Linked DNA regions of Mus musculus: regions 2 and 3 are each linked to region 1. Evidence: chromatin loops called from intact Hi-C (ENCODE). Cell type or tissue: heart. All regions are shown on one strand.

The links. Peaks named below come from ENCODE experiments on the same cell type or tissue, not always from the same donor. Only the 100,000 strongest peaks of a DNase experiment are listed, where the experiment ranks them.
Region 2: a loop joins it to region 1, with 4 times the contacts of the local background. A loop is called at or near these places in 7 of 42 quality-filtered maps.
Region 3: a loop joins it to region 1, with 6 times the contacts of the local background. A loop is called at or near these places in 5 of 42 quality-filtered maps.

The regions. Positions count from the first base shown.
Region 1 is chr10:22,713,376-22,715,875 of GRCm38, reverse strand. All of the region lies in intron 1 of Tbpl1 (TATA box binding protein-like 1), which reads left to right. Among named protein-coding and RNA genes, the nearest start is that of Mir7663, 15 kb to the left of the region's middle. In heart, a CTCF peak has its summit at 1,117 (motif pointing right); a DNase peak (open chromatin) is centred at 1,115.
Region 2 is chr10:22,644,278-22,646,777 of GRCm38, reverse strand. Slc2a12 (solute carrier family 2 (facilitated glucose transporter), member 12) reads right to left here and starts at 1,767. Exons shown (of 5, transcript NM_178934.4): 1 at 1,465-1,767. The coding sequence starts at 1,579. In heart, a CTCF peak has its summit at 1,423; a DNase peak (open chromatin) is centred at 1,537; H3K4me3 peaks cover 1,280 bases; H3K27ac peaks cover 1,374 bases.
Region 3 is chr10:23,080,074-23,082,573 of GRCm38, reverse strand. No RefSeq gene overlaps it. Among named protein-coding and RNA genes, the nearest start is that of Gm35179, 79 kb to the right of the region's middle. In heart, a CTCF peak has its summit at 1,099 (motif pointing right); a DNase peak (open chromatin) is centred at 1,103; H3K27ac peaks cover 322 bases.

The sequences.
Region 1 (2,500 bases):
TAACAAGTATATAAATTTTGTTATTTCATTGATATTGTTTAGAGTAGGTCAAATGACATTAAGTGGAAATTAAAATGCATTCTATATAAAGAGAATTACTACATAATACTGTATTTTTATAAGCTTAATATATCAAAATTTAATGTTTAAACAACAAATTGCTTTTCTTTTCATATTATCACCCATGCTGCCCGTACCTTTTCATAAATCCTATCTACCTTATTAACATTTTCATCATTGCCAGGTGATGGTTTGAAAATCCAGCTCATTTCTGCCGCCTTCTCGGCTGCTTTCACCTCTGGACTGCTTTCTGCTACAGGTTTCCTTGTTCTCTTTGGTGTTCCAGACTTCCTTTTGCCTGTATTGTGTACTCTGGGGTCTTTCCTGTGACTGTTCGTAGCTTCTCTCTCCTTGCATTCACTAGACAGCCAGCACCTTAGACCAAGTCTTTTCTTGACTGACTCATCTGCCCATGCTCTGTTCTTGATGACCTTCCCTTGGCCATGCATATGACCACCAGTTTACAGAAGAGGAGCTGAAGACTTGGAGAAAGCTAGGTGACTGATCACTCCACAAAGTTAAGGCCAGCTCCACAGCCCGAGCCCTCTTCTGTCGTTTATGCTACTTCTCAGAGATGAGAAAGAACCTTCTCCTAAAAGGCAAAGTAGGATTCTTCTTCTCAGAGGAGTGGCGACTGTTGGGTAGCGGGGTGGGATCAGAGTGTGGGATGGCTGCTTTGTGGAGAATACAGTGTTAGTGTGGAACTGTGTTGATTTGTCTGACATTTAGAAAAGAGAGCTCTCTTGGGACTGTGTGAGTGGGCTTGTATGTGTTGTAAATTGGTCTGTTACCATTTTTGCCCTAAGTTGGCCAGTTCTCAAATTATGGATGCTAACTTTGTGGTCAAGCCTCTGAAGCCCCTCCCAACACCCGCGCTGTAACACAATGTCTTCGAGTAGCAAGACTCTTGTGCTGTGTGGAAGCAGGTCTATTTAGTTTGACTTTTTTGGCTTTCCATTGGAAGGTAAGGTTATTTGTGCTTTGTTTTTATGACAGCAGTTATTGTGGTCTCTTGTGGAAAATGTGGTGTGGTTGCTTCTGATGAAGTTTGTCATCAGAGCCAGGAGGGGGCAGTGTTCTGCAGGAGATCCAAGGTTGCAGTTGCTGAAGCAGTGGCTTTGCAGTGAATACCAAGCACTAGGCTAGAAAGTCTGTGACCTAAAGATAGATGCTGTGTTGTCTACAGTCAATGCAAGGGGAAGGCGCGCTCTGCTTCCGTGTGTATGTTACAGAGTGCTAGGAACGTAGCATTTCAGGAAAACAAGACAGCTGTAATTCTAAACAGTTTATTTGGAGATATTTGACCAATCAAAGTCATACTTGGCATTTCCTTGAAAATGAGATAAAACAGTTAAGCCATTCTAAATGTAAGGCCTAGACAGAGAGTGTGCAAGCTGTTGATACCTACATTGAAGTTACTTTACTTTTTAACAGTAAGCCGAGTATGGATTTGTTGATTTAAGAATTCAGATTCAGAGCTGGCGTATAGCTCAGTTGCTAAATTACAAGCTGATGCTCATCCTCAGGTACAGCCTAAGCTACATGAAAGCCTAGTTCAAAATCAAAAATGAAATCCATATTCTACCAGAAATGCTAATGCTCTGAATAGAGACATTAACATTTTGATACGTATATATGATATGTATCTGTGTGTGTATATACACATATATTCATAAATACACACACACACACACACACACAGCCAAAATAAATTCTCTCCAGGCCTCCATACTAGTTAAGTGTGTGCTGCACAGAGGCCGGGGAGGCTAGAGTCCCTGAAGCTGGAGTTAAGGATGTTGGTAAGCCTCCGATGTGGGAACTGAGAAGAGCAGCCAGTACTCTTAACCACTGACCAATCTGAGTCACTAGACACACTAGCAACATGAAGCTCTGTCTAAGCTTTTGTGTTGTGTACGATTCATAAAGTATATCTTGGTGCTGACGAGGTGGCTCAGGGATTAAGTATGTGTTACTTACTGCTCTTGCAGAGACCTGAGCTCAGATATAAGCACCCACCTGGTAGCTTACAACCACCTATAATTCTAGGTCCAAGGGAGCTGATGCCTCTTGACCTTTGAAAGCATGCTCACACATGCGCACACACACACAATAAAAGTATATTTCATAGTATGTGTTATGCTGTTTTAAACTAGTTACTTTTAGTTATTAGCAATTTCTCTGTATTTATTCTTTGCTTAGCTCAGTATTACCAACTGGCAGAAATTCCATTTTTTATATATGTGTGTGTGTGTGTGTGTGTGTGTGTGTGTGTATTATATATGTGTGTGTGTGTGTGTATATATATATATATATATATATACACATATATATATATATATAAAACATGTTACATATATATTATATATTAGGTTCTGATAACCCACTATCACAGTATCTTTTGTAGAATATTTCTATATTAAATTATAAGAGAATACTGTTA
Region 2 (2,500 bases), 69 kb after region 1:
GGCCCTTTCACATTACCTTCTGCATAAATATTCACGATGGATGAGCATGTTTACACATTACCTTCCAAGAAGATAATTGTAAGTGTGTACAATAGAAGATATGAAGGTACACTGTGCTTTCAAAGCTACCTTAAAGGTGTGCATGTGCGTGTGTGCATGTGAGGAGATGGGCTCACTATGTCCACCTGGTTGGCCTAAATCCTTCTGCCTCCTCCTCCTATATACTGACATTACAGGTAGGTGGTAAAAATTAGTCAACTCTTTATGGTTGTTGCAAAAGCCATGCTGGGCAGTTACTCTTCTTGGTCTCGGTGACACTGTGACACAGAGGCACCATTTAATTAACCCTTTGTTTGCCAGCACCACCTCAATGCTCTGCTGTCTTCTGCAGCTCATTTTCTCAGGCATGTGAAGATAAGGCCTTTCCAACTTCAATCTGACTACTCTTGCCTGCTCTTAACAGAATTTAAAGTCAGCCCGAAAGGCTTTGGGGAAAGAGAGAGGTCAAAGATGGCCCCAGGTGTCCATCCTCCATTAGATGAGGGAAGGAAAATCAGGCTAAGGCCCTAAGCCTGGAGCAAGGCATTTCTGGGGTGGGACCACTTCACTTCCGCGTGAGGCTTAGTGGATTCCGTTCCCAAATCATAAACATCCTTGGGTAGACCCATTCCCAGGTGGAAGGCTGTGAGTAACTTCTGTGTCGCTGAGCATTGGCGACTATTTGTAACATTCCACTTGGGAATGGAATGTATGATTGAAGCATGTGGCGCTGATGAGAAAGTATTAAGCAGAGGAAGAAGAGGGTCATTTGTATTGGGTTTGTCATACCACAATTAGTATATAGTCCCTTGAAAAAGAGATGAATAGAAAGAGGCACCAAGAAACAAACAAACAAGCGGACAAACAAAAAGGTGGAGGATTGTAAATCCACCGAGACAAGCATCTCGGTGAAGCACAGATAACACCATAAAAACTACTAAAGTTCTCTTTGGTAAGTTAAAGTATTCAACGAATCTCATTTTGAAAGGCAAGTTTCCAAGAAAGCAGGGACAAACAGGGGTGCAGTTTAGGGGCACGGAATAACTCATAATGTCCACTTGTTCCACACCGTTTGTTTGCGACAATAAGCAAAAAAGGTGTGTGCTCACAACTGAGGCTCTGATCCACCTTTCCAAGAGAGAGGAATGTGTACATTGCGTTACGTAAAGCAAATTGATGTAGCCCATCGTTGCAGTAGCTCCTGTTTCAATACATAAAGTCCCAAGGAGACTTCGGTCCCCGCATGTAGGGCTCTGGGTCACTCCGCGTCGCACTGAACCCTGCATTCCCGTTTCCACACATACGACACGCTCCCGGGCTGCGCGCGCACACGCACTCCCACGCACACGCACAGTCCGAAGGGGCTCGTGGGGACGACTGTCCCCTCTAGCGGTCACCCGAGCCAGCCCGGCCGTCTCACGTTACCTCCCGCGCAGGCAGGATGCCCTCCGCCGCTGGCTCCACAGCTGCCTTCGGTCTCCGCCTCTCTCCCCTTCTGGTTCAGCAGATTGGGGCCCTCTGTGTTTTCAACAGGTACCATGGTCACGGTAGTACTTACAGCTTCTCGCTCGCCACCGGACCACCCAGACCTACCGCGCTGACAGCAGTGGTCACTGTCCCCATGGGCAGCATGCTAAAGAAGAGTGGGAGGGGTTTGAGTGGGGGGGCGACCTTCGGGCAAAGCCAGTGTGATTTGTAACCAACTTTGTTTCTATTTCCGAAGGCTTTGCCCTTTTCGGTGACACAGGCTGTTGCTATTCCAAGCAGCCTATCACAGGCAAGGGGAGGGCCGTGTCTCCAGGATTGTTTTGCCTTTAGATGCGAGTTGGAAGCAAGAGGTTAAAAAGACTTGGGACTCAAAGGCAGTGTTTGGCCACCGGCTAGGGCTAGCTCTTGTGTTCCCGCAATTTGAAAAGCAGCTTAGAAAAAGAAGCATGCAGATTTAAATGCAAGTCTGCAAGCCAAGAGTAGGGAACAAATACTCACAGATGGTATCAGTTAATCTCGCCGAAGAGGAACATTTTATGTAAAGACATACCAGAAGGAAAAGTATTAATATTTCTTTTGTGGGCAAGCCTATTGCCCTAAAAGCCACAACACTCACCAGCTTAAACAAAGCGTAAAAGTTGTTTGTTTCAACGGGATTTGGGTCTAGGTAAATGCCTAGCATAGCTTTCTCTCTAGGCCCGTGGTACGGATCAAGGCCTGCTCCCAACTCCAGTCGCATGGATTCTTTAGACACTTTCTAGCCTGAGTTTATAGCAAGATAGTCCTTTTAAAAATGCACAGTTGACCTGAAAGCGAGGCAAACAGAGGATCTTCTGTCAGGTTGCTCGCTGGCTTGGCTGGCGGGAGGACACTCGGTATTCAGAGATGACTGGAGCTGTTGTAACATGAAACAAATCAGGGCACCAGAGGGAGGGGTGTTTTACTGGTCTATGAATGTGTACTTACATAAACA
Region 3 (2,500 bases), 370 kb before region 1:
AGACAATAAAGTGACAAAAGAAACAAAGAAACACAAAGAATCCCTCTAACTCCTTTGAGGACTGTCCAGTCCAGCCATATTATAGTGCCAAGCACAGGAACCAGGTAATACAAACCAGGCACACATGGCTTGTGGCAACACTAGAGACTGCGTCCTGTGTTGGTCCCATAGCCGTGCCATTGAGCTGATCTGTGTTAGTGGACCTTGCCTGTGGTATTATGCTGCATCTTCCCAGTGTGTATATCCTTATCTTTGACATTTTCTCCTTCCTGCTGCAAATGTCCTCACCATGCCTCTTGGGTGCTTGGCTGATGCAATGAATCATTTCCCCAGCCAAAAGCTTCTGCTATGACCCCCATACAAAGCAGGGCCGTCAGTTCCAAGGGGTTGAACAATGCTGGGAAAGATTAGTCAGTCTGTCAGTCACTGACCAAGTGGAAACGCGCATGCCCAAAGCAATGGGTTGCTCAGCCTGCCCTTTGGCAGCAAGCAGCCCACATGGAAGTCACTTGAAGTGACATGTGATGCACATTCGGACCATAGCTTCTGGAATTGGTTGGTGCTATGTGGAAATCGCATAGAGAATGACTATCGAATACATTCAAGACAACTTTGAGGATGCTCAGAACTTAGAAGAGTCCAGATATGGCTGGTATCGCCTAAGAACAGGAAGCAGTTTCTTACCTTAAGCCCGTGGAAGATGAGGTTCCTCCGCCAAACAAAGATTCCAGAACAGGTAACAGAAAGATAAGTGCCCCCTTCCCCGATTCTTTTGGCATTTAAAACAATGCCAAACATATCACAGAAGCGGAATAATTTTTTTTTTCTTCACCAGTAGCCACTGACTTTGAGATGCCAAAAGGTCCAAACCTTGGAGTGACTATATAAGGTGGCTCAGGACTGAAGAAAAACAAAGCAAATCGCGGCAACCAAATCTAAGGTCTGTGATGTAAAGCTGTCCCTTACATAGGTTTACAGGAAGACCTCACACTACTGTCCTAGAAGTAAGTGGATCACTGAATCTTGATTCAGTCACCTTTCTCCTACCCTTCATGGAAACTTTGGTTTTGTCTTCCCACGGGCAATACCGCAGACGAACACAAGGGGGCGAGGGCGTTCTGTCTAAGGTTAACAAAGCGAGCATGAGTCCCAGTATCCAAATCAACGCTTAAAATAACTTTAGGAAATGTTCTCCTGTGGAACAGCCACGACGTGCTTTCTCTATCGGATGTTTTATTTCATTTAGAACTTATGCAAGCCGTTTGAGTTCTGACTTACTCTGAATCGAAGATCAATAGAAGTCAGAACACCCAGAAGAGGAAATGTTTGGGCCTTTGAACACGGCTGTTCCCTTTGTACAGCAGCAACTTCCCTGCTGGGAACCGAGGTGTTTACTGCCACTATCTGCCAGATAAGGGTGATATTGTTTCCAAGAACTCGGACAAATAATACTTCTGAAGAAAACCTTGCAGGAAATTCCAGTTTCTACATAAAAATAAGTACACTAATTTGTGTGTGCATACGAATATGGAGTGTGTACATCTGCATATGTGAGAGACTGTCTAAGAATCTATGAGCGTTTCTCATATGCTATGAGTAATGTCATCATTTGACCACTGGTGTGTAGTTGTTCCACTGAGGTGTGAGGCTGTGTGCAGCCTAGAAGCTCAGTTCCCATGAACAGCCCCGGCGGGGTGTGTCACGATTGATCAAGGGATGGAACATGTGTCACGCGTGGGAAGGCATCCTCCAAGTCAGCTTCCACTGAAGTCCAGCCCTCCCCTCAGCCAAACCTGGACACGCCACGCTCAGTCTTGCAAAATAGAATTAAATAGGGTTCACGTAAATGAAACTCAAAAAGCCACAGCAACAAGAAGTCGCTACAGAGTATCTCTCTGGGCCTGGGGATATGAACTTGGGGTAGATGGCTTGAAGGATGGCACAGGGGCCTGGAACAAAGAGAGCAAAAACATGTTACATGAAAATAATTATTTATTTATTTCTCTTTTTTCCTTCTTTTATTTATGAAAATCTAACTTTCCCTGATATCTCAGCATTGATAAGGAAGATTGATGCTCTGGCATCAATTAAAGTATTACCGACCTTAATTTTTCTTCTAACACTCTTGAAACCTTATCAGAAACATAATAGGCCCTGTGTCCATAAAACCCACTCTGAAAGGTAAGCTATAACCACTACCTCTTATTTTTAAAATTAGATATTTTCTTTATTTACATTTCAAATATTATTCCCTTTCCTAGTTTCCCTTCCAAAACCCCCCTATCCCCTCCCCCCATCCCCTGCTCCTGAACCCACCCACTCCCATTCCTGGCCCTGGCATTCCCCTATACTGGGGCATTGAGCCTTCACAGGACCAAGGGCCTCTCCTCCCATTGATGACCAACTAGGCCATCCTCTGCTACATATGCAGCTAGAGCCACAAGTTCCACCATGTGTTTTCTTTGATTGGTGGTATAGGTCCAAGGAGCTCTGGGGGTAC